4 separate regions of the Homo sapiens genome follow, and all the other regions are linked to region 4. A link is a loop called in an ENCODE intact Hi-C map of the cell type or tissue named here. Cell type or tissue: endothelial cell of umbilical vein. All regions are shown on one strand. Each heading gives the region's core, and the rest is flanking DNA. Links, peaks and the distances in the headings are about the cores only. Region 1 overlaps LOC101927896 (a long non-coding RNA gene). Region 2 overlaps SH3BP4 (SH3 domain binding protein 4). Region 3 overlaps LINC01173 (long intergenic non-protein coding RNA 1173). Region 4 has its middle 160 kb from the start of SH3BP4.

Region 1 (7,545 bases), core at 1,158-5,157, 280 kb before region 4:
AAAGTATGAAGTGTGCTGTGGTGGAAAGAACGAGGTACTAGGACTGATGTGGGTTGGGGACACCCACATGAGCAGGAAGGAGCTACAGAGAACAAGCTGAGTTCTCTCGAGAACCAGCCACAAGCCTTCTCCAGCCATGCCAAAGCACATCCCTCCACATGCCTCCCAGAGCTCAACTCTATGCCCAATGGTACAATTCCTGCCCATGCTACGCATCTGAGCTTCACAAAAGGAAATGGATTCCACGAGCTGTGAGCTGGAGAAAACATTGCTTTAAAAATTAGATTTCAATGCTAGTAATTATTTTTTCCAATCTGGGAAGTTTTCTACCCTATTTAAAACTTGGCCTTTTCAGCATTGTATCCCCTGCATCTAAACCTCATGCCTGGCTCACTGTGAGTTCTCCAGAAACGCAGTTCAGCTGGAATTCCACATCTTTTCAGTTCCTGGCAAATGAGACCTAAAAGAGTAATGGAAAGCGGCACCCTGGGAAGGTTGTTGATGCTCAATCTGTGTGCTCTTATGCATACGAAGGACACGCAGATGCCTTCAACACAGTATATTCCAAACCAAACTATCATAGTTTAATCAACTCTCTGCACACCTGTCCTTTCCAACCCAATTCACTTCCCCAAGTCAGGCTTCTCTCATACAGTAGCCATTGATTTAACCCTTCCAATGCTCTCACTTGCTCCCTCTCCTCCATACTTATTATGAGGCTGCCTGTCCCCTCCAGGAAGTCACATCTCTCCTGTCCCTCCCTGACCATGCAGTGTCTCTGAAACCCTTCGGTGGATCCCCATCACCCATAACACAAAACCAAACAACTTTCACTTGACACACAGAACCCTCCATAATGCAGCCACTGGCTATCTTTTTTAACTTTATTGCTTGCTACCTTGGTTAACCATCTATCCCAGTTGGCCTGGGACTAAGGAGATGGCCAGGATGTGAGACTTTCAGTGCTAAAACTAAGAAAGTCTGAGGCAAACTGACACAAGTTGCTTTTGACTCCAGCGCAGCTCCCTACACACCCTCAGCTATTTCCCCACCCACAGTGTTGTTTTGTGCTGTCCATTCTGCCCAGATCCTTTCTGTCATCCAGCCTTTTACTGGGCTAATTCTCATTTATGCTCCTAGACTGGGCTGAGGAGGTGCCTGAGGCTGGACACCTCTCTTGCCTTTATGCTGGCAGACCCATGGGCGAGCTCAGGGCCTCTCCTCTGTCCCCGTAGAGCACTTGGGATGCGACTATCACAGCCAGGTCACTGCATTGAACATTTCTCCTTGTGTGTCTGCCTCTCACACAGGATGGTAAGCTCTCAAGGCCGGGACCTGTGTCTTACTCCTCTTGTATCCGCAGAGTTCAGCCCAACACCAGGCACGTAGGAGGAGGTTAATCAATGATTGATGGAATCAGTTATTCAGGAACCCCAAGCATAATCCTTTGTGGGAAAAAATGTCATTGCTAATTTAGGAATCAATCCTAATCCTAATCAGTCCTTTAGCCATTTTGAATACAGGTACCTTCCAGTTTAGCTTTTCAGATGCAGTTTCCATGAGGAAACTGACCCAGAATTGACCAATAGCCCTGGAATAACTTCTGTGTCATCAGACGACAATGATTAATTTTGGAAATGTGTTACCAGATACTTAATTTACTGCAAGTTCATTTTGGAAATGAGATATTTAACAAAATATGCTTTAAATTTGACCATAATAACACATTCTTGTCATTCTACAGGGATTACTATAAGCTTAAATGATGTAATAAATTTAAAGGTGCTTCAAAACATTTCAGCACTGATATGAACATAATACATTACTATGAAGGTCATTTTTATCTTCATGATTAATGTGGTGTGGTCTCCTGATACATCCCACAGAAAACTGAGAATCTGAGGAAGTAGAAAATGGATATAGTTTTGCCATTTATTAGCATGTGGCTCAGGCAAGTAATGTCACTGTTCTGAGGCTCCATTTCTATCAAAAACAAATGAGGACCATAATATCTACCACATAGGGCCAAAATCAATGAGCTAATGTACGAAGAAAGCCTAGAGTTCCAAAGGAGAATGGCGTTGGTGATGATGGTAGTGTTGGACAGAGATGGTGTTGATATGATTGTGATGGTGATGGTGACGGTAATGACGATGGTGTTGATGATAGTGATGGTGATGATAGTGTTGGTGATGAAGATGGTGTTGGAATGGGGATGGTGTTGGTGGTGGTGATAGTGATCGAGTTGGAATAGTGGTGGGGTTAGGATAGTGATAGTGTTGAGATGAGGACAGTGTTGGTGATGGTAGTGATGGTGATGATAGTGTCGGAATGGGGATGGTGTTGGTGGTGGTGATAGTGATTGAGTTGGAATAGTGGTGGGGTTAGGATAGTGATAGTGTTGAGATGAGGGCAGTGTTGGTGATGGTAGTGATGGTGATGATAGTGTTGGAATGGGGATGGTGTTGGTGGTGGTGATAGTGATTGAGTTGGAATAGTGGTGGGGTTAGGATAGTGATAGTGTTGAGATGAGGGCAGTGTTGGTGATGGTATTGATGATGGTGATGATAGTGTTGGAATGGGGATGATTATGGTGATTATGATAGTGTCAGTGATGGGGATGGTGTTGGAGATGATGATGGTGACGATGATGGTGATAAGATGGGGATGGGGATGGTGATAATGAAGGTGCTGGGATGGGAATGGTGATGGTGATGGGGGTGTTGGGTAATGGGAATGGTATTGGTTATTATGACAGTGGTGATAATGATGGTGATGATGATGGTTCTGGTGATGATGTTGTTTATGGTGATGGTGTTAGGATGGTGCGTTTGAAAGCTGACAGAGTGAAGTGCCATAACTTGGCTTAGTGCGTTGCTCACAAGGAAAGCATTTAGTAAATTTCTTTTGACTGAATGAGTGGAATAAGTGGCTTTGGGAGGCCTTTTACTCTACTACACTTTGTCTCAATATTAAATTCAGCAGCCAATGATATCAGAACCCAAACTGTATTTACATAAATGTGAAGGAGAGACTGGCTTTCTGGGGACTGACATTTTTGCTTGATACTGATTAACTTATATATTTCAACTGAAATCTGGTTTCAAATGTTTGAGATTTTGAATGTTTTGCCTTCTCTTTTTTCCTTTGCCCACGTATGATCTCAGTTTGCTTTGTGACCCCTGTTGAGCAACGCAGAGGACTTTCCAGCTGTGGCCTAGGGCCGATGCTCTAGTCCCTCCGTGCCTGACTGCACTTGAATGTAAGACAGAGCTGATCATGAAGAATACTCTCCTTTCCCGTAAGCACCACTTTGGAGCAATGACTAGAAGAAAGGTCCAAGCTCAGCTCTAAAATTAAAATTAGCCATGTTTCATCAAATGTAGACTTTGGCAAAGAAACCATTTCTGCCTCATAGTTAAACTCTGAGTGTAAACAAAGAAGTCACCAAAGACATGTGACTCCTTCTTGGCCAGACAATAGGGGTCACTGCCCATGTCTCTGAGTCAGAGGTAGTATCCATTCCTCCGCCAGCTGGTTCTTCCCAACCAAACACCCACACTGCAACTTAATGATTAGCCATTATTCTTTCTTTCCTCCTCCTCTAACCAGCCCTCCGTAGCAATGTCCAGGCTCATTCCACAGATGTTTGTGTGAGAACAGATCTATGTTAAATCCAGATGAGAAAAATGCCTGAAAAGGAGGAAATGATTTAGTTTAACAACAGAGGACTTAAGTGCAAGCAGATTGACATTAGTTTGTGCCTAGAAATTATGACACATCTGCAATCCCACAGAGGAATTGTGCTAAATGGGCCCACACAGCAGGAGCACTGGCCTGAAAAACAGCCTCATAACATGGAATCTGCTCCCAGATACAGAATAAGTTATGTGTTTTTTTAAGAATGCGATCTCGTTGCACACATAGAAGCATTTGTGTTATCAACTCACTTCCTCAAAAATGCTTGTTATTGGCATAATTTAAATTAAGACCATCAAACTAAGCTCCAGAAAGAGCACAGTGTTGTAACTAAGGAGAAGAGACAATATACTCTCAGAAATTATTATTATTATTATTATTATTATTATTATTATTTTGAAACAGGTCTCTGTCACCTGGGCTGGAGTGCAGTGGCATGATCTCGGCTCACTGCAACCTCTACCTCCTGGATTCAAGCGATTCTCCTGCCTCAGCCTCCCAAGCAACTGGGATTAGAGGCACCCACCACCACACCTGGCTAATTTTTGTATTTTTAGTAGAGATGGGGTTTCACCATGTTGGCCAGGCTGGTCTCAAACACCTGGTCTCAAGTGGTCCACTCTCCTTGGCTTCCCAAAGTGCTGGGATTACAGGCATGAGCCACTGTGCCCAGCCAGAATTCTTCCTTAAGGACCAGAGATATCATAACCAAAGTTACTTACTGAGAAGTGCATCCTCGACTTCAGAAGTGATTTTAGTTTTGATTTTTGGTTACATCTGTCATCTGTTCATTCATTCACTCATGAATTATTTCTCGATCACTTGCTAAGTGCCAGGCTGCATGCTGTTCTACTCACAGTATAATTCTTCTTTAAGCATTTATTACATTCTAAAAGAAATTTCCTGCAAAAAAAAAAAAAAAAAACTATAATATGTGATTAAGTTCAAGTTGCTATCTCTAAGTCTTATTAAGCAAAGCTATAGTATAAACTACAGAAAGATCTATGACCCTCTTCACTTGTCTAGTTAATGACATTAAGTTTGACTATGAGAAAATATTTATTTCCTTTAGTGTAAAAATGTATATCATTTCCTAAAGTGGAGACCATTTTTAGAAGCATTAACAGTCCAGACGTGTTTGGACATTAGCACCATTTTATTTTGCCTGTCAAAATAAAGATTTTATCCCAGCTGTTTTCCTCTTTCCAAACATGTCTTTCCACATGATCTGGGCTGAATTGTGTCTGAGAAGTATAAGTGAAAAACTCACAAATCACTGTGAATCTAAGATCCAAATATGTCATCTTAATTCTGGTAACTTACTCTCTTGAGACTTTGTATGAAGGTGACAATTTCTCAGAGAAAATATCCCCTACCTTAGAAATGAAGGCTATCGGGGTGTCAATCACTGAAACATGACTGAAAACAGCAACGCAAAGAGATTTTTAACTCCTGAATTGTCACGTGTCTGGAGCAGATGTGCCAGAACTGGTGCACACATACATTGCTGGTGGTCCTGGACATTGATGCGATCCTTTGGGAACACCATTCACATTTCACAAGTCACAAAAGTCTTACTTCGTGTTGGATCAGTAATCTCAGTCCTGGGAAAATGCCTTTGGAAACAGCATCTTTAGTGTTGGAAGCAATATTGTCACAAAGATATGTAATCCAGACAGCAGCCAAGGCATTGCTGCTGCTTGAGGAGATCTGATTAGCATTCATTGAGCTCTTCAGTTCCACCACAGCCTTGCCAGGACTTTGTGCATTTTAAGGAGACGCAGCTTCTCCTGGTCACCTCAGTCCTCAGGCTCTTGCTTCTGCACACATTGACTTCACTGCCATCATGTCCACTATGAAAGGAAACTCAGTGTCTTCGTTGACACATACACCTACACACCTGTGCACACGCACCTATGCTCAGACACCTTTCCAAGCTCACACACCTGTGCTCACACACACACACCTGTGCTCACACACACACGCCTGTGCTCTCTCTCTCTCACACACACACACACACACACACACACTTTTCCAAGCATTCATGAGTGCCGCAGCCACCACAGAAGACTGGCATGGGTGAAAGGAGGCAACGTGAAGAGGGATCCGCAACACAGCAACATGACCAACTCTGCACTGGTCATTGGGCATCTTTCCTTTTTAAAAATATCCTTTGACCACTCACCAGAACACTGAAGAATTTCCACTCAATCCTTTCATTGTGGATTTCTTTTTTCTTTTTTTTTTTTTTTGTCCTTTCCTATCTTGCTCCCTCAACCCTTTCCACCTCCTCCCACTCTGGAAACACTTCTCACATTACTCCAGGACTCACTACCCTGGCAACCACATTCTGCCCCTGGTCCTCCTCTCCACCCCCATCCCGGCATGGGGCTCATCGAGGCGCAAGGCACTTCCATTGATGGGACCCACCTGAAAGCAGCAGTGGTCATAGGGGAAATATATGCTTCCTCTACGACTATCCTATGGACCACTGCTTGTAATTGTGAAATATTGCAAACAAGCCAAATAATCAACAATGCAAATATTTAAAAAGGAATTATGCTAGTGGATGCCTAGGGCTGAGGGGAATAGGACAGCTGGAGGTGATAACTAAGGAGTATGGCTTCTCTTGGAGTGATGAAAATGTTCTGATATTGTGGTGATAGTTGCACAACTCCGTGATTATCCTAAAAACCACTGAAGTGCATACTTTAAATGGGTGAATTATATGGCATGTCAATTATATCTCAACAGTTGCAGTGAGCCGGGATCACGCCACTGCGCTCCAGCCCAGGTCACAGAGGCAGGCCTTGTCTCAAAATAACATTATACCTCAATAAGGCTGTTACCAAAAATACTTATGCTATATTCTCATGATGAAATATTACACAACAAATAAAGTGTGGAATTGTGACGATCCTGTCTATCTCCCCCCTCATGGTGGTCTGTGCTTTGATCTGCATGTTTGGGTCTTGCCTTTCCTATTTAACACCTGGCTTCTACACTTACCCCTTCATCTTTTGGACTCAGCTTCTGTTACCACTTCTTCTGTCATTGGATCCCACTCTTGGCTTTTGCAATGACTTCTGCACTGAAATACTTGGTCTTGAAATCTATGAATATTTGGATTTGGTTTCTGTTCTGGACCATTTTTTTGACTTGTGCAACCAACTTAAACATCAGCTTTCCATAAGAGCCACGCTGCATCCCACCATCATCTCTAGGAAGCATCCCTGTCCCACCCACAACCAGGTTAGGGCAAGCCCAGACAGGTGCTCAGGGCACAGCATTTAAGGAGGTGCTCACTCCCAGGCCCTTACAAATGTAGGCTCAGCTCTGAGAGTGAATGCTTCCTTAAGAGAGGCTTTCAGGTTGGAAAAATTTAAAGAGGCACTCACTCTCAGGAGCAGATCTTGCATTTGTGAGAGCCTAAGAGTGAGTGCTTCCTTAAATGTTGTGCCCAGAGTGCCTCCCTTGACTCACCTGGTCCCTGCCCTGCTGACACCAGGTAACCCAGAGGTGATAAAATCAGACACTAGACTAGCAGGGTGTGTGTTTGTGCTCAATTAATGATTTTTATTTCTTCATTAACTTTGTCATAATAGTTTTTCCAGCTAATATTTAACAAGTAACAATTATGCCCAATAAGTTTCACTTTTCTTTTCAAGACTCCAAATTTAATTCTAGTCCATTGAGCAAAATTCACCTGGAGGCCATAGGAACAGAGTATGCTCAGCAGCACACACATTCCGTTTTCCCTGTAATAAACATTCAAGAAGCAGGTAGGATCCTCAGGGCATTCCTTAAGAGTGTGCCTCTCCTGCTGGGGCCGTTGGAGAAATATTG
Region 2 (7,545 bases), core at 1,168-5,167, 100 kb before region 4:
TTGTCAGCAGAGGGAGGAGTTGCCTGACAGCAGCAGATTCCAGGGAGGGCCCGGATGAACCTCCAACAGGAATGCTGATTCCGTTCTGCCTTTGATCTCCTGATTTCAAAAGAACTTGAAGTAACTTGAACCTGGCTGCCATCTGCCCAGGCATAGATGTGTGCCAGGAGGCAGGTCTGCCTCTTAGTTGCTATGAAATAGTTTGCCCAACTTGGATGCTACGTTTCTTTAGAAAATCTTCAAGCTATCACACGTGAATAGGCTTCTGATCGAATAAGCCCAGGGCTTCGGTGGATGGGGCATGGCTGGCAGCAGGGCCAGCGTGGCCCTGTCCTTTTGGTCCTCTGTGGCAGGGACCCAGGAAGCAGTACCCAAGGGCTGGAACCAGCGTGACCGAGGAGAACTCTCCCCTGGCCAGGGCCTAGCTCTCAAACACCAGATTCTGGGGTGGACTTAGATCCTACAAACGCAGGCCACTGAGGCCAGGGTACCAATGTATTCATTTGACAGGAAAAAAGGGGATACTTTGGAGGTGCAGATAATGCATCCTCACTGTACAGGTCGGGGCATGAGAGCAGAATGAGGGTCATTCGAAGGATAGAGTGTCTGTTTACTGTTTTATCTGCTGAGAAGCAGATTCCCATTTTGCCAGCACCTGTGTGTAGCCTGGACTCTGGAACTAAACTCTCTGGTCTGAGGGGTGGAGGGGGTCAAATCTTGGTGAGGAACAGTTGCATGGCTCTGCTCACTGACCTCTGTTGGGCCTTAGTTTGCTCATCTGTAAAACGGGAGTGAGAAGTTGCAGTTATGGGCGTGTGACACCTTCCCAGTCACGCTCCTATGCAGGGAGATGTGGCTCTGGCATACAGAAGCTGAACTCACAGTGATGGTGACAGAGGCTGGAGGCTGGGGGGCTTGCAGTGTCTGTATCCAGTTGGCTCCAGGGATGGCCCCACCCCTGTCCTCACCTCGGTGTGATTTTAGGGGCCACAGTCTGTTCCTGTTTTTTCTTAGCTGGTTTGAGTTGGGTTTTGAGAGTCCTAAAACCCACCCAAGATGGCCCTAGGTACCTGCCCTCTGTGGGGTACATTGCTCCAGTGGGACTGCAGGCTTTGGGGCTCCCCGTTAGCACCCCAACTGCTCCCGGCTCCTGGCTGTCACTCGGTGAAGTTTGCCACGGCTTCCCCTGTTGGTGGCGTTTTTCCTGTGCCTGACTGACTAGGTACCCTCCTAACTCCTAACTAAACATAGGTTTTCTTTTTCTATGCTTTAGTAGTTATTTCTCATAACAAAAATATGCTCTCAGTGTCACAGTTATTTTTAATAAATGTATCTTTCCAGACTGTTCTCTGTGCATGTGCATAATATTTTAGCCTCAGATGGGTTCCTCATGGGCACCTTCTTAAGGTGTCATTGCCTGTAGTCGCCTCGGTGGCACTGGACCTCTTTAGAGTGGCTTTGCTTCTTTACAGGGTTTCATTATTTTTTTTAAAAAGTTTTATTGAAATGAAGTTCACATAACATATAATTTACCATTTTGAAATGTCACAATTCTGTGCTGTATAGAATATTCACAAAGTTGTGCAACCACCACCTCTTATCACATCTCCAGAACATTTTTTCAACCCTAAAGGGCACCCATTAGCAGTCGCTGCCCCTCCTTCCCGCCCCTGACAACCACTGCTCTGCTTTCGGTTTCTATGGATTCCTATGGATTTGTGTATCCTGGACATGACTTATAAATGGAACCATACAATAGGTGGCCTTTGGTGACTGTCTTGTTTTCACTGCAGACTGTTTCCAGGGTTCATCCACGTGGCAGCATGTGTCAAAATCCCATTCCTTTTTATGGCTGCATAATATTCCATTGTATGGCTATGTTACATTTTGTTTACACTTTCATTCGTTGATGGACATTTGGGTCGTTGCCACCTTCTGGCTGTTGTGACTGGTGCTACTAGGATTCATGTATTTGATGGTCTAATTCTGTTCTAAGAGCTGTCTTCTCTCATTTCCAAGTTCTTGGAGAGATCCCTGGCTTTTGATTCCTTCTCCTCCACCCCATGCCTATCCCCAGGATTTTATGAATCTCCCAGGAGGTAGGGCTTGGTATGTTGTTGAACTCACTGTTGGCATGGACCAGCAAGGGTCGCTGTCACATAAAGGCCTGTGTTAGGTGCCATCCGCCTGCAGATCCCCCTGGGTGTTAACACAGGACTGCGAGGAAGCACTGCTTGTGGAGAGCAGGATAGTCAACAACAGACCTAGGCCAGGTGTTTGCCCAGGTGTCACACAGGAGGCTTGCTGTGGAAAGGCAGCTTCCTGGGCATGCCCTGTGCTGGCCATGTCTGTCTGTCTGTCTGTCTGTCCCTCCCAGCCCTGCTGTGCTGTTGGCCCAGGGAGTGGTCTGAATTGGCTGTACCCCAGGGGGCTCCCCTGACTTCTGGCTTGCGGTGGAGAGGGAGGTGTCAGGGGAGCCCCTCGCCTGGGGCTCACTCCGGCTCCCCTGACTGGGGGTCCCTGTCTCCCCCAGGTTCCAGTGGAGGCTTCCCCCTTCCCCACTTCCCTGGCGTCACTTCCCCCAGGGGTCCCTTCACTGTTGTAAATTGTCCCTTTCCTGTTGGGGCCTTGAGTGATGTCTCAGCCCTACTGAGTGAAGATCTCCAAGGCAGGCCCAGAACCTGCATTTTAACAAATCTTCCCCTGACACCTTGAGCCCCTCAGAGCTGCTGAACCCCCGCCTCCGCCACCCTGCTTAGTTGTTGATCTTGGCTTCCTCGTGTCCAGGCTACAGGCTGACCTCTCTTGTGCTTCTGCCTTTCAGAGCTTCAAAGGAAGCACATGTTTGCTGAACCCTCCCAGGGATCCAGGCTTTGCAGGTTTCACACACATCTTACAAAATGCAGTGGGGGCAGAACGAGAGGAGAGCCAGAGCATGCTGGCTTTGGGAGGGGTGGCCCATTGTAAACAAGCCAGCCCTGGCCGTCCCAGGGTCCCAGGCAGGCTGGCTTGGTTGGGTCTACACACAGCCAAGCACTCTTAGCTCCTGCAATTGGAATCCCGCTCTTGCGTGCCCGCCTGTGTTCCTGGCTGTGGGAGGCGCCAGAGGGAGGTTTTGATCCCTGGGGGAGTAGGAAGCCGGCCCAGCCCCTGCAGCTGTCTGGCCCCAGCCACTAATCCTGGGCAGGAGCCGCCTGTCCTGGCATGGTGCTGGGCTGGCTGGAGTGGAGTGACCTGAGAATGGGGCCTGCTTTGTACCCAGAGCACACGCCGGCCACGGCTTTTACGACCTAGCGAGCAGGACGGGAAAAGGCCAGCAGGTGGGAGATGGGAGTCAGCCTTGGTCTCCTTTGTCTTTGCGGGCTTTGTTCCGCGAGGATTTTTTCTTTCCTGCCCTTTTCCTTTGGGCTGAGCGTGAGTGTGTTCAGAAAATCTCAGAGCGGCCACTTGCTGCCCCAGGGGGTATCATACGCATCATGGGTTTGGTCAAGAGTGGATCCATCAAAAATCTGTGGGGTAGCATTTTTTAGGAAACGAAGCATAGTGCCTTTTATTCCTAATGGATTTTTAGCTGTGATATAAAAGCACTCCCGGAAAGAAGCCAGCGGATGAAGGTCCCGATGGTGCTGGGCTGGCTGCAGGCGGGACCACAGGACTCTCAGAAGCAGAGGGCCTGTGCTCCCAAGGGCCTGTGCTCTCAGGGGCCTGTGCTCTCAGGAGTCTGTGGACTCAGGGGCCCCCCTCGCTCTGCTTTGCCAGGGGCCACCCAGCCTAGATTTCTGCTGGGCCAGCACCCCTTGGGCTCTCCGATGAGACTGGCAAGGCCAAGCATGTGAGGCCTGTTCCCAAATGGAAGCGTCCGTCTGTACTACTGCACGGCTGCCAAGACCCTCCAGCTCTGACCCTCCATCTGGGTTTTGCCTGGGGATTCAAAGAGGGGCTGGGTTAGGGGAGATAAAGGGAGGGGGACTAGGGCAGGACCTCCGTGACAGCAGCAACATGGCTGATGCACCTGGTGTTTAGTGAAGAAGATTGGGGGTGCCACGCCGCATCTGTGTGTCCTTAGACAAGTTCATTCCCCAAATCCATTCCATTTCCTCTACTCATCGGATCTGCTTCAGAGACTTAAACGAGCTGACGGAACATTTAGCACAGGGCCTGGCCACGGGTAAAGGATGTCATCTTCCCCCGGTCAGAATGGAAATGAATTCCATTTCCTAGGGTCGGGTGAGCCCACACCTGTGAAATCAAGTAGAGGGGAGGGAGGGGAGGGAGTGGAGGCAGTTGAGTGGGAGAGTCCAGGTGAGACAGGTGAGTCCCTGCAGGAAGGCAGGAGCAGGAGGCACAGAGGGGAGCTGGTCAGAGATGTCAGAGATGGAGAGATGGCAGGTGGGGTCCAGAGCAGCTCCTCCCTGCTTCCTCCAGGTTGCAGTGGAGACCAAATGGCCTGAAAAGCCCCAGATACTGACTCTCTGATCCTTTACCACAGAGCTTCTCACCTGGGGCGACCTTGCCTCTCCCAGCCCCCCAGGGACACTTGGCAATGTCTGGAGATTTGTGATTGTCACCACGCAGGGAGGAGGGAGGAGGTTCCAACCGGCATGGAGTGGGTAGAGCCTGAGGACGCTGCTGCAGATCGTGCAGTGCCCAGGACAGCCCACACAAAGATGGATCCGGCCCCAAATGTCAGCAGTGATAAGGTGGAGAAATGGTTTTCCAGAGAGTTTGCTGTTTCACCTAGAGAATTGATTGACTGGTTTTGGAGGAAGGAGGAATTTAGGATGAGGGATTTCTGGGCGCTGCCAGTTGCTAAGTGGGGAAGAAGAGACCAGGCGTGCAGTGCTTGAGAGGCTGCGGCCATCCTGAGCCCGGGCTGCGGCCATCCTGAGCCCGTGGGGGCAGTTATGGGTAGTGCTGAGGAGGCAGGGTAGAGACACGGTTTGGCCATCAGCAGAGATGCCCCTAGCCATGCCCAGGGTGGACTCAGGCACCCGAGGAGAATGCGCCAGCGAGGAGACCAGCAGAGCAGGGATGGGCACCGGAGAGGTTGGACGTCAAGGGCAGTCAGGGGAGGAGACCCTCTGAAGGAGGCCAAGAAGGACCAGCCGTTGGGGGTGGAGGATGCCGCGTGAGCTGCACCCCTGTGGGAAAGGGAGAGTCGCAGCTGGGTGGCTTGGAGGTTTCAGAGCTGTCAGGAAAGCTGCCCTGGGACTTGGCCCTCTGTGTGGCCTTCCTCTCCAGACTGGGTGGGAACAGTGTCGTGAGCCATTAGGTGGGATCTGGTGCCCGGAGAGGTGTGGCACAGCTTGAGGGGCCACCGCAGGATGTGTATAAGCTGAAAGGAAGGAGGCCTGTTTGCCACCCTGACCTCCCAGCTCAGCCAGCCTGAAGCCCTGGGTTGGGACAGCCCCTTGGTGGGAGGGAGGCCCTTTGATGCAGCTGGGGCTCTGTGGTCGCCTGGCATGAGCTCTGGGCTGCAGCCTCCCTGCAGGGCCCAGGAGGGCCAGAGAGAAAACGCCAGGAAGAACCAGCCGAGGCCTACTCAGGAACCATGGCGAAATAAAGCAGGAGGCGGAGAACGCTTGAGGTGCTACCTCTTGTACCGCTTCTCCTTGTAGGTGGTTATTTTCTCCTCATTCTCTTTTTGGTACCCTTTGTGTAGAATAATGCTCCTTAGGTACTTTCTAGTTGGAGACAAGAAAGAAGCTTCTCCAAGCTCCCCTTGGTTCTGGCAGTGTCCTCTGGCTCTGGATCACTCTTGGTGCCCTTTCCAAGCACCTCTCCCTACTCGCTGTAAAAACTCCAAGGCAAACAAGCTGTGAATTATCAAAAGGCCACCGGCCTCTGGTGAACTCATTCTCCCGCTAGGAAACCTGTTGGGTAGGTTTTGTTCTATTTTATCTCCACCTGGTATGGGCTTGTAGCAGAGGCCCTACTGAAAAACGGGGTGATTCACACACTTTGCTCATTTATGCTTTGCTTTAAAAAAGAAAGCAATGGGAGCAGCTGGCTGCTGCCTGCCTGTTTTTGTCTGACTGTCCTGTAAGCTCTACCACACCAGCACAACACCGGGGTTCCAGCTGGCTTACAGGGGCTGGGCTGACATTTGCCCAAGGGACAGGTGGACGGACAGCTTGTGTTCTCTGGGATTGTCTAGAAATCAGCTGATTTGCATAAGAATGTTTCCCCATAGCTGAGAGCTTAATGTTCATCACTGACCCATTGGTGAGTTTGTTGAAATAGAGATGGTTCCGGGTAGAATATACTTGCCTCCTAGCACCTGAAGGACTATTACTTGGGATAACCAGGCTTCCCAGAGTGCTCTCTGGGCCCTCCTGCTGCCCAGCTCCCCTCTGAGCTCTGCAGGTGCCATCCGGCCTGCAGTGTGTGTCTGTCTGCCGTGGGCCTCCACTCTGCAAAGGCAGTTGTCCCCTCCACTTCCAAGGAACAAAACTCAGAGGCTCGCTCCAGTATGGTGGGATGGTTGAAAGGACCAAAGTGTCACTGAATGAGCCAGAGATAAGAGGATCTTAAAGGAGAGTTTGGGAGAGGGGCCGTGGTGTGGTGTGCCTGGGACCCTGGAGGACGGAGCTCCTAGGTCATTGTGTCTAAGAGTGCTTTGGGGATTCAGCTCCTTCCGTTGGCCTCCATTATTTCTTGGCTTCTCTGTTGTGTCTCTTCTCTCTCTCCTTGGCCTCTTTCTGCATCTGTGTCTGCTCTTTGCTAGCCGGCCTGCCTTTGGTGGTAACTGTTCTCTGGGGTCTTGCCCTTGACTCTTGCCTCCTTCCCATATCCTTGATCTGGATCTCTCTATGGATCTCTCCCCAAATGTCTATTCCAGATCTAATCAAGATTTACCTCTCACTGCCAGAGCCATGTGTTTGCTCCTCACGTGGGTACCCTATGTTGGCATGTCCAGGAGAAAACCCTCTACCTTCCTTTTTCTCCATGCTGCCCACATTCAGCCTATTTTGGAGATCCCAGCTAAGAGCGTCTTTGTGGTTTCCGCTCGCCACCTCCATGTCACCCCCAGGACCTTCCTCTTGCTCCTGGGAAAGTGTGTTAGTCTCTCCTCTCCTCAAACCTTCCCTGCCGTGGTATAGATGCTCAGTCACCTCCTTCTGGTGAGTGCTGGAGCTTCCTGGAGGGTCTTTTTTCAGGGTTACCTCCTGCTTGTCTACCCTTCGTCCCATCCCCGGGATCCCCCAAACTACTGAGGGTGTATCATCCCCTCCTTGGCAGCCTGACTTGCAGATTAGAGACCCCTCCCCATGGTGCACACGGCCCCTATGGCTCCCACCCCAGGTTTTCTCCATAAACCTTGAGCCAGTATACCTTCATGCACCAGAAATGATGGGTGTTTCTGTGAGCCCCCTTTGCTCTGTCCCTGGGCCCACCCCACTTCATCTCCAGTTGCCTGTCTGAGTCCTGTGGCACTGACCTCCCGTGCTGGGCCCAGCCTGCTTCATGGGGAGGCCCGCAGGGCAAGATGCACACAGTAGGCCCCAGAACTACTCGGTCCAGCTGTTTGGTGGCTGGAAAACC
Region 3 (7,545 bases), core at 2,012-6,011, 420 kb before region 4:
AAGACTTTGCTTTGATATAGCGGAATTTAAACTGCCAACATTTATCATCATAACGAAAATGCTTGACCCTTATGCCTCTCATCTTGCTTTGTTAGGCTTTCCATTGTATACTTTACTGTAGCTTTCTTTTATATTCATGTTATTTGTACGATGGTATTTTTAAAAATTATACCAATGAATACTTTTAATTTTTAAAATATCTATTTAAATGTGTTCTCTAATTATCTAAGTCCAGAATAAAGCAATTATTTTGACTCCTTTTTACATAAGACTTAAAATTTATTACACTTTATCTCTTCCTATGCACTTGATTATTTCCTAGTCTTTGTTAATTTACTTTCACATTATAGACCTAGATCGACGTATATTATCATTGCTATTTTTAATAAAGTAAAAATTATTTGAGATTTTTTTTCTCTTTTTAGGCCATTTTAATGTAACTCATTTATTCATCCAATAAATATTTATTGAGGACCTATACTATGAGCCAGATGCTGAGCTAAGAAGTGGCAGAGCCTTAGTGATCAAGACCACACAGCCTCTGCCTAGGCCTCATGGGCTGTGGTGCTGTGTGGTCTCTGTGTTCGATCCATTTCAGTTCTCACCTACCCTGTGTTCAGGCCACCCTGAACTGGGCTTGGTTCTTTAGAATCACCGTACCTACCATGTTACCAAGCCACCATGCCCTAAAGCCACCATGCCACTATGCCCCTATACCACCATGCTACCCCATTACCACACCACCATGTCACCACGCCACCATGCCACCCATGCCATCATGTCACCATGCTACCACACCATCGTGCCATCATTCCACCATGTCACTATGCCACACATCAACTCACCACCATGCCACCATACCACCATGACATCATGCCACCATGCTGCAATGTCCCCATGTCACCACCTCACCACACCACCATGCCACCACATCATCATGCCACCATGTTACCATGCCACCACATCATCATGCCATATCACGTCACACACCATCATGCCACCATATCACCACATCATTATGCCACCATGCCACGATACCACCATGTCACCATGTCACAACATCACCATGACACCATATCACCATGCCACCATATCACATCTTGCCACAATGCCATCATGTCACATCACCATATCACCATGCCACATCACCATGCCACCATCTCACCATGATATGGTGAGATGTTACTTACTGTACCACTGTGTCATGATGCACCCTGTCATACTGAACTATGTTATCAAGTTACCACACCACCATCTCACCCTGTCACCATCCCACCATGCACCATGCCACTATGTTACCTGTCTCCTGGTAGGTGTTTGCCTGTTTATTTCCCTCTTGTCCCTTGGACTGTGGGCTTCACAAGGGCATGGACCTTTCTGGTTTTGTTCAAAATTTTGCTTACTAGCACAATGCCTTGGCACCTTGCAACCATTCAATAAATGTTTATTAACTAAAGGGGTGACTAAGTAAGGTGCTCTTTTTTTGGTAATTAATTCTTTATATTGATTGCTTTTATGTTGGCTAGAATATCTCTTAACTAATTATAAAAGAGAATGTGAATGGTCATTTTCTAATCCCCAATGTAACCAAGGATGACCCTGTGTTGTAAAAGTGTGGCTGGGTATGATAGTCTTTGTACCTAACTTTGACTCAATTTTTACCTCTTAGAAGTGTGTGAATTTGGGGACATCATCCCCTGGCTTTTGCAGAAATGTCTGATGTCAGATTAATTTTTGTTTGTTTTTAAATAATCTGCCCTCTTTTCTCTTTTGTCTAAATATATGTGAATTTTTATCTTTTTCCTTTAAAAAAATCCCATGTAGTGTGTTGGTCTTGCCTAGTATATGGTGAGTGTTCTTCCCCCTGTGGATTAAATGTTTGTTCTACCCAGAGAAGTTTTCATGAATTACAACCTCCCTTGAACTACCCTGTCCACGTGCAGGTGGCCAAGTGACCTTCCCCCACCCACCACCATGTCGAGAACTAGAGCTCAAAGATATAGAGGAGGAATAAAGGTAGATGAAAGTAGGAACACCGCTGATAGCTTCAGAGATAGTCCTTGTGCAGTGACCTTGTGCAGTGAGAGGGTGTCCGCTCTGTTTTCTGATTAATGTGGACTCAAACAAAGATCACCCAGGGGGTCAAAGTCTTTTCCTACCTTCTCTGGGACCTGCTATGCTGATCTCATGCAGCGGACTTGGGGGAATTCCCTGTGTTCCTCAATTAAACCCAAGCTCTGCTAAAATATACAAATAGTCATCCTAAACTCTAGGTCCAACATTGGCCTAGAAACTCTAGGTCCTAATTTTCCAAGCTGTTAGATGTTTTTATTTTCCGGATTTTTTTTTTTTTTTTTTTTTTGAGACGGAGTTTCACTCTTGTCGCCCAGGCTGGAGTGCAATGGCATGATTTCAGCTCCTGCTCACTACAGCCTCTGCCTCCTGTGTTCAAGCGATTCTCCTGCCTCAGCCTCCCAAGTATTACAGGTGGGATTACAGGTGGCCACCACCATCCCCAGCTAATTTTTGTATTTTTCGGAAGAGATGGGTTTCACCATATTGGCCAGGCTGGTCTCGAATTCCTGACCTCAGGTGATCCTCCCACCTCAGCCTCTTAAAGTGCTGGGAATACAGGCATGAGCCACCATGCCCGGCCTGTTTTTGGGATATTTTAATGGAAAGTGATGGAGTATGAATCCGGCCTGCTCAGGTAGCTCTAGGTCAGCCATGAAATCTACGTCCTGATAAGGAGCCTGGAGAGGCTTCCTCAAATCCCCAGGCCATGGCATTGCCAGCGCAACACTTGCATCTCCTGACTTAGCCCAGCACTGCCAAGCAGACCTCATGGGTGTCCTTCTGCCACCTTCGTGCTTCCTCCATCCTGGTCTCCCTGTCTGTTTACATCAGTGTTTCTCTTGGCCCAGGGCAGGGTCTCTTTATCTCACGGCCTCTGTGGTCCAGTTAGTTAGGAGAGAGTTTTGAGCAGGTGCAATTAGTGTGGAGTCTCTGGGGCCTGCACTCACACACGCGGGATCCTGACAAGCCCTGAGTCCTGGAACAGCCGCACCCTGCAGTAGCACCCACGGAGCAGCCTTTAGGCCCTGATGCTCCTTTCAAACAATCAGAAGCTTCTGTGGGCCAGAGCCGTCCATAGGGCCTTTGAGAGCCTGGGGAGGTAGAAGGGAGAGTGAGGCATCCATAGCAGTGTCTGCAGGGAAAGGGGGGTTTACCTGTCCCCTGGCACAGTTAGATGTGTAGCTCACGCTTTGACTATAGGATGCTCTTATGTGTCCACACTTCACAAAGCACAGGGCAGCTCTGTGTTGTTGCCCAGAAGAAAATGAACCCCCCCCCGCAACTTCCACTATATGAATTCTCTGCATCGCTGCCTCTAGGCAGCAGGACAGCCAGCAGTAAGCTGCAGACATCCCACCATGCTGCAGCTTGCTGTCTGCAGCAGGAAGCCCCACATACAGCCTGACAGTCAGGCCAAGCCATTTGGCCATTCACCAGTGCTGCAAGCTCAGGCAGGTTGCTTAACCTGTCTCAGTTCCTGCTTCTGAGAAGTAAAGCTAATGGGGTCTATGTCATGAGATTACTGGAAGATTAAGTAAAATAACAAGCATCAGGCAGCTGACACAGAAAGTGTGCCTGAGAGGTGGATGGATGGCTCCCTAGCCCCTCTCTTTGTCTTCTGGGCTGAGCCCCTCCCGATCCCCACAGGGCAAAGGCTGGCTGATTTTCAGTAGTTTAAGCTGGTGTGTAGCAGCTAAACTCCACATTTCTAGACCGTTTGAACAGGAAACCTGAGATGAGGGAGCGTTTGAATTGGCTCATGCAAAAAACAATATTTGCTGGAGGTTAGCTGCTGCATTATGAATTTTTAACCTCCCATAAATCAAACTGTAAAAATGGACAAAGGCTGAGTTTCCTGTGCCAGGACCAAAATAGACACCGCCTGCGTCTCTTAGACAATTCCGATTATGTTTCCACAACCAAATCATGCTGAGATGAATAGCTGGAATATTTATATTTAGGTCCTAACGTATAATGTAAAATAAATGAAAACAGTCTATCTTCTTGGCACTGAAATTGTGCCACCATATCCATTTACAAAGACGATAACTCAAAGACCAGGCTGTGCAAAGACCATCATGTGCCTGGGGCGGGATTTTGCTTCTCTGCTCCCATTGCTTTTCCCTACGACCGTCGTCACCAGATACCCAATACTAAATGATTAATAGAAAATCCCCAGCGGGATCAGTCCACAGCAAGGTTTAAAGTGAATCCTTTTGTGAATGCTTTATACTGACAAATACAAATGCTTTAAAAGATCCAGGAGATGGAACCTTGTAACTGCAGAGGATGGTATTTTAACTAAAGAAAGCTTTTATTAATTTGACAAACATATCTTTCCCTGGCAACTCCTATGAGCTACAAACTTAGACGAATATCATAACAACTAAGAGATTTTTATTCTTTCAATTTAGTGGTAAAGGGAGGTATTAAAGCACCTGATTTACTATGAGGCAGAAAGAAACATGAGCTCGAGTGTTACAAGCAAATGTTACAGACTTCTAGAAGGAAAGACCGCACCAAAAAAGTGAAGTTGGAGCTGAACTTTAAAGGATGATAAAGGTTTTAGTATGGAAAATAGAGCTCCAGAGGCCAAGAGAAATGTGGCTACACTGAGGTGAAACTGGCAATAGGGTGTGGAGTGAAAGTATACGATACAAAAAATAAACTGAAAGCAAGTATGGGCCAGGCACAGCGGCTCACGCCTGTAATCCCAGCATGTTGGGAGACCCACGTGGGAGGATCACTTGAGGCCAGAAGTTTGAGACCAGCCTGGCCCACATGGCAAAGCCCTGTCTCTACTAAAAACACAAAAATTAGCCAGGAATGGTGGCACACACCAGTAGTCCCAGGTACTTGGGAGGTTGAGGCAGGAGGTTCGCTTGAACCCAGGAGGCAGAGGTTGCAATCAGCCTAGATCATACCACTGCACTCCAGCCTGGGTGACAGAGCAAGACTCGGTCTCCAAAAAAAATAAAGCAAAGTATGAAGCAATTTGGAATAAGGAAGATAGAGCCTTATAGGAGACTGGAGGTTTTTAAAGGCTTCTAACAAAAGGGCTGATGTGATATCAGCAGTGTGAATGAATCGATTCATTCACTTAACAAATATTTACCTAGCTCCTCAGTGAGGGATGGAGTGGTAGGTAACAAAACCAATAGGCTCCTGCCCCCATGGACCCACAGTTTCATGGGGTGACAAGCATTAACAAATAAACCTGTAAGTAAATGTATTAGGTTGATGCAAAAGTAATTGTAGTTTCTCCATTACTTTTAATGCAATTACTTTTGTGTCAACCTAATATAATTACAGGCAGAAGAGAGAACTAGGTAAGAAGGGTGCTTAGGGTGATGTCCAAGGAAGCAGGGAGCCCTGACTAATACTGGGGGTTGGAGAGAGGAGAGAAGGCATTGCTGAGGACCTGGCATCCACACTGGGTCCTGGGGGGTCAATGGAGTTGGAAAGCAGGGCTATGCTGGGGCCAGGGCTGCAGCAGAGATTGGAAGCATTCCAAGTGCAGGACTAGGAACAAAGGCCTTTTGGCAAATGAAGAGGTAGGCATTTTCAAGAAAACAAAAGAGAAGAGAGTGGCATAAGATAACTCCAGGGGGATGGGACATCTGCAGGGCCTGGCAAGGCACATTCAGGATTTTATTTTTATTTATTTATTTATTTATTTATTTGAGACGGAGTCTCACTCTGTCACCCAGGGTGGAGTGCAGTGGTGAGATCTTGACTCACTGCAACCTCCACCTCCCAGGTTCAAGTGATTCTCCTGCCTCAGCCTCCCGAATAGCTGGGACTGCAGGCATGTGCCACCACACCCGGCTAATTTTTTGTATTTTTAGTACAGATGGGGTTTCACCGTGTTAACCAGGATGGTCTCGATCTCCTGAACTTGTGATCTGCCCACCTCGGCCTCCCAAAGTGCTAGGATTACAGACATAAGCCACCATGCCCGGCCCAATTTTTGTATTTTTAGTAGAGATGGGGTTTCACCATCTTGGCCAGGCTGGTCTTGAACTCCTGACCTTATGATCCACACACCTTGGCCTCATAAAAGCGCTGGGATTACAGGCATGAGCCATTGCACCCGGCCACATTCAGGATTTTAATCAGGAAGTGCAAGGGGAAGCCACTGTCTGGAGTGATAAGATCTGGTTGGTTGAATAACGTCCCTCTGGCTGCTGTATGGAAGGTGGATCTCAGAGGAGTGAGTCTGAAAGACATTGTGGTGATCCTGAGGACTATCATCTGATTTTTTTTTATCTTGTCCGAATTTCTATCTCAAGGGTCTGGGGAGTCATGTTCTACAAATCATAAATTCTCATCAGATGGGTTTAATTTAACCCTATATAGGATGACTTACTTTCCAACCTGACTCTGGCATAACATTATGAGACAAGGAAGAAAATCAAAATATTTTACCCCAAAACATGTTTCTTTGCCATATCTTGAAATGGCCCTGCAAAGCTGTCCTTTGTGGGGGAAAATTTGCATCTATAAAGAATCTCTATTAACCTAGCTAGTTCTTTTTCTTCAAGACCCTCCCAATCCTAAAGAGATTAACTAAAAGTCTAGCACCTTCTAAAGATCTGAATAGGAAACATTTGTCATCTGTTATCTCTAAAGGGCAGCCACCATAAGACTTCAAAAGAACCTTGGTCTTCACAATCTTTTATCTTAACCCGAACATTTCCTTTCTGTGATCCCAGGTCTTTAGATAAACTCAACCAATTGTCAACCAGAAAATGTTTAAATTCACCTATAGTCTGGAAGCCCCTGCTTTGAGTTGTTCTGCCTTTCTGGATCAAACCAACGTATTTCTTTAATGTATTTGATTGATGTCTCATGCCTCCCTAAAATGTATAAAACCAAGCTGTGCCCTGACCACCTTGGGCACATGTTCTCAGGACCTCCTGAGGGCTGTGTCAGAGACCATGGTCACTCATATTTGGCTCAGAATAAATCTCTTCAAATATTTTACAGAGTTTGACTCTTTTCATTGACAATGTGAAGGAGATATGCAGCAGTTTGCACAGAGCAGTCCTGGTGAACCAGGAGGCAAGAGGGCAATTTAAGACCTCCTTCAAAGTTACAGCAGACAGATCTTGCTGATGGGTTGGGGGTTGGGAGCAGTAGAGGAGGGAAAAGTCAAGGAGATTCCATGTTCTGACTTGAGCCACTGAGCAGAAGGTGGTAGTTTCCCAGAGATGGAAAAGCCTAAAGTAATGTTAATGCGTAGGCTGCAGGTGAGAGGTCAAGAAATCAGCTTGAGATTTGGAAACACTGAATGCCTATGAGACATCCAATGCAGAGGTCAAGTGGGCCATTCACAATATGAGTCAGAAGCTCAGAAAAATGAAAACAACCACAGATCATCTGGGAGGAGGGCAGAGTAGAGGCAACAGCTAGAAAGGGCAGTTTCCATCTTGGCTTCCTGTGCCTGGGATCTGCCCCAGCTGACCT
Region 4 (7,545 bases), core at 1,455-5,454:
ACTTTGCAGCTAGAGTCCCTTTCCCCGTGTACAAGCAGGTATTTTAACCCCAGTATTTCTGCTAAGTCAACCGGCCTCCAGAGATATTAGGACATTAAGACTTTGTCTAGTCCCACAGCTAGTTGGAAATACGGGGTGAAATCTTCTTCCAAGCAACATTTCTAAAGGGGTGCTCCATAGACCACCTGCATCGGAATTCTCAGGGGTCCTAATGAAGCCCGGGAATTTGCATTTTCAATAAATTTGCTAGATGATTTAAAAACAAAGTTTGAGTCCCTGTCTGTATCAGTCTGTTCTCACATTGCTATAAAGACATACTTGCCACTGGGTAATTTATATAAAAGAGTTTTAATTGGCTCATCGTTCTGCAGGCTGTACAGGCTTCTGCTTCTGGGGAGGCCTCAGGAAACTTACAATCATGGCGGAAGGCGAAGGTGAAGGAAGCATGCCTTACATGGCAGGAGCAAGAGGAAGAGAGAGCAAAGGGGAAGGTGCTACACACTTTCAAACAGACAGACCTCGTGAGAACTCTATTGCGAGGCAGCACTGGGGGGATGGTGCTGCAACATGAGAAACCATCCCCATGATCCAATCACCTCCCACCAGGCCCCACCTGCAACACTCAGGATCACAATTCAACATGAGATTTGGGTGGGGACACAGAGCCAAACCATACCCGCATCCTAATGTCTATGAAACAATTAAACAACACACACACACACCAGAAGCTGTAATTTTTGTGTAAGTGAACAGCTTCCAACTCAAAATAGCAGTCAGAGTGGGTGGGTAGGTGGTCATTGATATGAGAAATGGATAATTGCCATGCAGTAAAAGGCATTTAAAAAACAAAATTTTTTGTAAAAGGCAAAACATGCTCATGGAGTAAGTATCAGGATACAAAAGAGAAAACAGTGACAAGCAGTCTGCCTGCCCCACTCTTGCCTAGGGACCCTTCCTCCCTCCCCAGAGGCCACTACAACTGATAGACTCTGTTTAGGAGAAAAGACTTGAAAATTGGGGAAAACCTTACAGGCCGAGTTCAACTTGGAAGTGGTATTTTTATCATGTAAAGACAATGAGGTCCATAAAATCTTCCCCCAGCCCACTTGCAGGCAGACTCACACCCCTCCCCCATCAACAAGATGTTCTCACCCTCACCCTTATACCTAGGACCTGTGAATGGGTACCATTCTGTGGCAAAAGGGAATGTGCAAATGAGGTTAAGATTATGGATTTGTGGCCTGGCGCCAGTGGCTCCTGCTTGTAATCCCAACACTTTGGGAGGCCAAGGCGGGAGAGTCATTTGGGGTCAGGAGTTTGAGACCAGCCTGATCAACATGAAGAAACCCCGTCTCTATTAAAATACAAAAAAAATTAGCCAGGCACAGTGGCTGGCACCTGTAGTCCCAGCTACTCAGGAGGCTGAGGCAGGAGAATCGCTTGAACCTGGAAGGCAGAGGTTGCAGTGAACTGAGATTGCGGCACTACACTCCAGCCTGGGAGACAGAGCAAGACTCCGTCTCAAAAGAAAATATATGTGATTTTAAAATAGAGAGATCTTCCTGGCTTATACGGGTGAGCCCAATCTAATCACATGAGCCCTTGTAGGAGACAAAACATAATTTCTTTTCTATCCTTTCCCTTTTTCTGGGTTCTTAGTTGAGACACTCTCCTGAAAACAAAAGTCAAATTAACTAAAGAAAAACAAGCAGACGTTTATTAACACCTGCTGTACCCATCACATGAGAGAGGTCTCAGTTCAAAAGTATTTCTCTCTGAAGGCAGTGGCTTAGAGGCCTTGCGTAAACAGTATTCTAATGAAGAGCCATAAATTCTATACAGTGACAAGATGAAGGTGAGAGCAGCTCTCATCTTTTAAAAGGTGGGAAACTAGAGGAAGATGGTAAAATGCATTCCCAGACTCTTCTGGTGTCTGCTGCTGCCTTCTCTGGGTGGATGACAAGCACTGTCTCCAGGAAGGAGGGACTGAAGTCCTGCCATCAGGTAAGCGGAGGCCAAGGCAGTGTTTCCCTGCGTTTTCAGTGTCTTGAACTAACAGTTCTCAATATTTTGAGGAGAAATATTTTGATTTCCTTTACTCTGAAGAGCACAGAACTTTGTCCAGCTGCAGCCCAAAGCTGTTGCCACAGAGAGAGTTGTAGGATCTGGAGTGTGGGAGGGACGGAGTGGCTGTGGCTGGAGGAGAAGCCACGTGGAAAGTGGAAAGAATACAGGTCACCTCGAGGAGCAAAGACTGGCTCCCAGTGGAGGCCACAGGGAAATGAGACCTCCCTCCACAACTGCGGGGAACCAGACTTGCCCACCAATGAGTCATCCTCAGAGCTGCAGAAAGCAGTGCGGCCCAGCTGACGCCTTGCTTTCGGCCTTGTGACTCCACCCAGATGTCGTCGGACTTCTGACCTGTAGAACCATGAGCTAATAAACAGGTGTTGTGTTAAGCCCTTGACTTTGTGATGATTTGTTGAGCTTGCTGGACGTGCGCTGTGGGGATGCGTGGGTGCACGTCGTCATCCATGGAGGTGTGTGTCGGTGTTGACATCTGCATTGGGTACGCGGAAGAGGGTTCATTTGATTGTGAGTTGTCCCACGGTTAGCCTGTCACTCCAGGAGCGGCTGCAGCCCTGCCTCGCTGGACAGTGGGGATGACAGAGTTTCTGTGACGTTCCTGGGAAGGGGTGAGGACTGGAGGAGTGGGGATTGGTTGGAAGGGTTGGGAGGGTCACCTGCTTGAAGCTGGGTTTGTGGCAAGTGTTGTTTCCAGTGGTTGCTCTTCAGGCTGGAGCTGATTTGGGGAGGGGAAGCTGCGGGAGAGTGAGCGTGGCTCGCTCCCCAGCCAGCCTGGTACCCACGCAAACTGCCGTCCTGCCTGTCCCTGTGGGTTTGCTGCTGCTGTTGCTCTTGTTCTTTTCATGGTTGGCCCCACGTGTGTTCAGCCCTTAACCTGTTAAGGGGATGAGCTTTGGAACTGACACCCCTGGGCCATTTCTCCAAGTCTTTATGCCTTGCTGACCTCATGTGTATAATGGTGTGATAATAATAGGATGTCTTTTATAGGGCTCTGTAAGGACCCAAAAGGCACCTGTTTGTAAAGCACAGAATGTGGAGTGTGTGAGCCCATGCCCTATAAAACGCATTCTTGTCTTGCGCTTCTGTTGGCGGGTGGTCCTCACTGGACCCCCAGAAGCTTTCACATGGTGTGAGGGCCCCATTTGCCTGGCGCTTCCTTGGATCATATGCCCCAAAATAGACACACTTTTGGTCTTCCATGGAACCAAATCCAGCCCTCGCCCTAAAAGCAGCCCCGTCTTCCAATTAAAATGAAGAGTTTTTTTTAAAGTTCTGCCATCAGCATCTCTTCTGAGGAACTCCAGGAGATGGCCTGCACTGGGCCCTGGGATCACATTGCTCGTCTCCAGCCCGACCCCCATCTGTGGGGCTGCCTGAAAGTGGCGTGTCTCTCTTGCAAACTGCTGCTGGACATTTCACGGGGGTGGTGGGCAGCCTCTTAATGGCGAAATCCAGCAGGATTTAAACAAGTTAATGATTTGGATAGTGATCCTCTGCCTTGCCCCACCCTCCCCTGAGAATGCTGCATCTCCCTTTTTCATTTCCGGACTGGGATGGGAAAGTGACCCTGGACCCACGGCTGTCAGGAGCAAAGTCAGAGCCTTTGATTGGAGTCAGAGCCTTTGATTGGAAACCAGGCGCCACCTGCTGACTCCCAAAGCTCACTTCTTTGGTCAGTTTCTGTGCCTGGGACAAGGAGTCTAAGAGCTCCCATCCATCTAGTTCTCAGGCAAAGTTGCACATTGACTCTGCCTTTGACATTGGCAAGAGGAGCCCCTTCCTTTGGCCCCAAGCATTAGAGGGTCAAAATGACTTATTCAAACAGCATGGCCTGTCTACAGGACATTCAGGCATACACAATAGTGGCTAAATTCAGACATCTTTGATATTTTACCAACTTTCTGTCATTTAAAACAACAGCTTTACATATATTGCTCAGGGTCTGAAATTTGTCTCTGGCAAAAGTGACCCTAAACTCTAAATATCTGCTCTGGTCAATAATACTGTGTAGGCCCCAGGGAAATGCTTCTCTGTAGGTCTGTGTCTCGAGACCAAAGGTGACTTTATCCAAAAGCTGTGAGGTTTGTAGATTGCACAACTGCAGCTATCAGAGATGGTCACTGAACTGCGACCATTTTGAAAAAGAAGATACAAACTAATTGACTTGTCAAATTCTTCCTTGCAGAGAGCATGGATGCAACCGATTCTTGCATAACCAAATCCTTTCCCAGGAGTGCTGAAAATCCATTTTCTGTTAGTGATTTCAGAAATATTCATAGATAAATAGAGTACTCGAAGCCCTTGCACCTGGTGTCTCAGGAAGTTTTTTCTTTTTCTTTTTTCTTTTTTTTTTTTTTTGGAGACAAAATCTTGCTCCCTTGCTCAGGCTGGAGTGCAGTGGCATGATCTTGGTGCACTACAACCTCCACTTCCCCGGTTCAAGCGATTCTCCTGCCTGAGCCTCCCAAGTAGCTGAGATTACAGGCACCCACCACCACACCCAGCTAATTTTTGTATTTATAGAAGAAAAATTGCTACTAAATTTTGCCATGTTGGGTCTTGCCATGTTGACCAGGCTGGTCTTGAACTCCCGACCTCAGGTGATCCTCCCACCTCGGCCTCCCAAGGTGCTGGGATTACAGGTGTGAGCCACTGCGCCCAACCAACATTTTTCAATATTAAACAATTTGTGTCACTTATTACATTTTATATGTATAGATCTAGATACAACATATGTGATGCTAAAGCTGATTCTTTTTATTTATCTATGAATCTTGATATTGCTTTAAGGGATGGGAAAAATCATACGAGTGGTAATAATTTAAATGATAAAATTAAAACATTTTGTATTTTATGCCACAATGACAATCTCTTTTGTGCAGCCCTATTACAATGTTTGAATAAGTTATGTAAATTCCTGGTACGTTTCTGCATCACAGTACTTTCCTAAAACTTATCGACAATTCCAATAGCTATAGCTTTAGCGGGTCAAAGTTTCCTCAAAATAAAACTAATAAAAAATGATCTGAGAACCTTAATGATTTCAGAAAGTTTGCTTAATTTGTCATTACTATCAATGGAATGCAAATTATATGAAAATATTGATTCTAACAACGTAATTAGTGTTCTTTGCTAAAATTAAGAAAAGACAAAAATTTATGGATAATATATAACTTATCAATTATGTATGTTGTTACTTACTTATTCAAACAGTGTAGCCTATCCACGGGATATTTAGGCATACACAATGATTATTAAATTCAGATGTCTTGGATTTTTACCAACTTTCTGTCATTTAAAACAACAGCTTTACATATATCGCTCCATTTTTGTTCTTATGAAGGTATGCTTTTCAAGATAGAATGATGAAACATACTTATTCATTCGTTTTATTTGTACCTTTTAAATATCTCTCTACTATATCTGTATCCTATACCTCCCGATACACACACGCGTGCACACACATGCGTGCACACACACATGCACACACACACGTGCACACACATGCACACTACCTGGGTCTCCTTTTGTACCCTTGCCCTAGACACCACAGATGCTAGGAGAAACCTGCTGTTATTGATTTCTTCCAAAGTAAAACTTGCTCAGGTTGGTTCTAACATATGACATTCTGGTTTATAAAAAGTATTGGGGTAAGCATTTAGGCTTATTAAAATGTTACGTTAGGGGCACTGTCTCTAAAAGGGATTGCCTGACTTGGGGACAAGGAGGTTAAAGAAGGCCAGCAAGACACTTTAAAGCTACCAATGTCAAAATAAAGGGGGTTCTGGCCAGGCGCGGTGGCTCACACCTGTAATCCCAGCACTTTGGGAGGCTGAGGCAGGTGAATCACCGGAGGTTAGGAGTTCAAGACCAGCCTGGCCAACATGGTGAAACCCCATCTCTACTGAAAACACAAAAATTAGCCGGGCGTGGTGGCACATGCCTGTAATCCCAGTTACTCGGGAGGCTGAGGCAGAAGAATCACTTGAACCCGAGAGGCAGAGGTTGCAGTGGGCAGAGATCGCACCATTGACTCCAGCCTGGGCAATAAGAGTGAGACTCTGTTTCAAAACAAAAATAAATAAATAAATAAATAAATAAATAAATAAATAGGGGGGTTCAATCAGGGAGGTGTCCTGGAGAGGAGGTCTTGTCTGGGAAGCTGTGAAAAGGGGACATGAGCTTTGTTACAGGAGCCGTTATTGAGTTCAGGAATTCTCAGGTCTGCTTCTGGAAGCTTGCTCCTCTTTTCTGAGCAGTAATGCGGAAATCATAGTTGATTCTGATGCCTGTAGTGCTTCCCACTCCAAGAATACAAAAGAGAGGACTTGGTTCCTGCCCCCAAAGGGCTCTTAGGGGCTGCCTTTGTAGAGAAGCATCACTTCATGAAACAATTTTATTTCAAAATCACTTGTTGCTAACTAGTGTGGTCGTTCCTCAAAAAATTAAAAGCAGAATCACCATAGGATCCAACAATTCTACTTCCGGGCAAAAACATAAAAGAATTAAATGCAAGGTCTTGAACACGTATCTGCAAACTCATGTTCCTAGCAGCATTATTCACAAAAGCCAAACAACGGAGGTTGCAACTGAAGTGTTCATCACTGGATGAATGGATAAACGAACTGTGGTGTATACACACAAGGGAATCATACTCCGTTTTAAAAGGAAGGAAATTCTGACACACACTACAACATGGATGATTGCTGAGGACATTATGCTAAGTGAAATAAGTCAGTCGCAAGAGGACAAACACTGCACAGTTTCTTTTACCGGAGGCACCTTGTGAGATAGTTAATTTTCTGTGTCAATTTAACCGGGCTAAAGGGTGCCCAGATAGCTGGTAAAACATTATTTTGGATGTGTCTCTGAGAGTGTTTCTGGAAGAGGTTAGCACTTGAATCTGTAGACCAATTAAAAAAGAACTGTGCTCACAGGTGTGCGCAGCCATCACCCAAACTGTTGAAGGCCCAAAGAGAACAAAAAGGAGGAAGGATGAGTCTGTTCTCTCTGCTTGAGCTGAAACATCCATCTTTTCCTGCCCTGAGATATTGGAGCTCCTGGTTTTCAGGTTTTCAGACTCAGACTAGGACTTATACAATTGATTCTCCTGGTTCTTAGGTTTTCGGACTCAGACTAGGACTTATACAATTGATTCTCCTGGTTCTGAGGCCTTTGGACTCAGGCTCTATCACACTATAGGCTTTCCTGGTTCTCCAGGTTGCAGACAGCAGACTGTGAGACTTCTTGGCCTCCATAAGCATGTGAGCCAATTCCCATAATAAATTCCTATCTATCTATCTATCTATCTATCTATCTATCTATCTATCTATCTATCATCTATCTATCGTCTACCCTATCCGTTCTGTTTCTTTGGAGACCCTAGCTAATACCTCTAGAATAGTCGAATTCATAGAGAGAGAAAGAATGGTGGTTGTCAGTGGCTGGGAGGAGGAA

What was found. Hi-C counts contacts between places; a loop is a spot of excess contacts. Peaks named below come from ENCODE experiments on the same cell type or tissue, not always from the same donor. Only the 100,000 strongest peaks of a DNase experiment are listed, where the experiment ranks them.
Region 1: it touches region 4 in a loop (4-fold over the local background); 4 of 110 quality-filtered maps call a loop at or near these places.
Region 2: it touches region 4 in a loop (7-fold over the local background); 25 of 110 quality-filtered maps call a loop at or near these places.
Region 3: a loop joins it to region 4, with 3 times the contacts of the local background. A loop is called at or near these places in 2 of 110 quality-filtered maps.

Annotation. Positions count from the first base shown.
Region 1 is chr2:234,820,512-234,828,056 of GRCh38, forward strand. LOC101927896 (a long non-coding RNA gene) reads right to left here. Exons shown (of 9, transcript XR_002959457.2): 5 at 4,422-4,602. Among named protein-coding and RNA genes, the nearest start is that of SH3BP4, 130 kb to the right of the region's middle. In endothelial cell of umbilical vein, for the core only: no CTCF peak of the experiment used is centred there; a DNase peak (open chromatin) is centred at 3,480; H3K27ac peaks cover 1,864 bases.
Region 2 is chr2:235,002,872-235,010,416 of GRCh38, forward strand. All of the region lies in intron 2 of SH3BP4 (SH3 domain binding protein 4), which reads left to right. Among named protein-coding and RNA genes, the nearest start is that of SH3BP4, 55 kb to the left of the region's middle. RefSeq lists enhancers at 1-621, 1,910-2,499, 2,500-3,087, 3,088-3,677, 5,035-5,671. In endothelial cell of umbilical vein, for the core only: CTCF peaks have their summits at 3,140 and 3,350; DNase peaks (open chromatin) are centred at 2,980 and 3,150; H3K27ac peaks cover 1,534 bases.
Region 3 is chr2:234,687,228-234,694,772 of GRCh38, forward strand. All of the region lies in intron 1 of LINC01173 (long intergenic non-protein coding RNA 1173), which reads left to right. Among named protein-coding and RNA genes, the nearest start is that of LINC01173, 8.3 kb to the left of the region's middle. RefSeq lists enhancers at 629-1,254, 7,111-7,545 and a silencer at 4,998-5,292. In endothelial cell of umbilical vein, for the core only: no CTCF peak of the experiment used is centred there; a DNase peak (open chromatin) is centred at 3,894; H3K27ac peaks cover 1,276 bases.
Region 4 is chr2:235,103,582-235,111,126 of GRCh38, forward strand. No RefSeq gene overlaps it. Among named protein-coding and RNA genes, the nearest start is that of SH3BP4, 160 kb to the left of the region's middle. In endothelial cell of umbilical vein, for the core only: a CTCF peak has its summit at 3,738 (motif pointing left); a DNase peak (open chromatin) is centred at 3,720.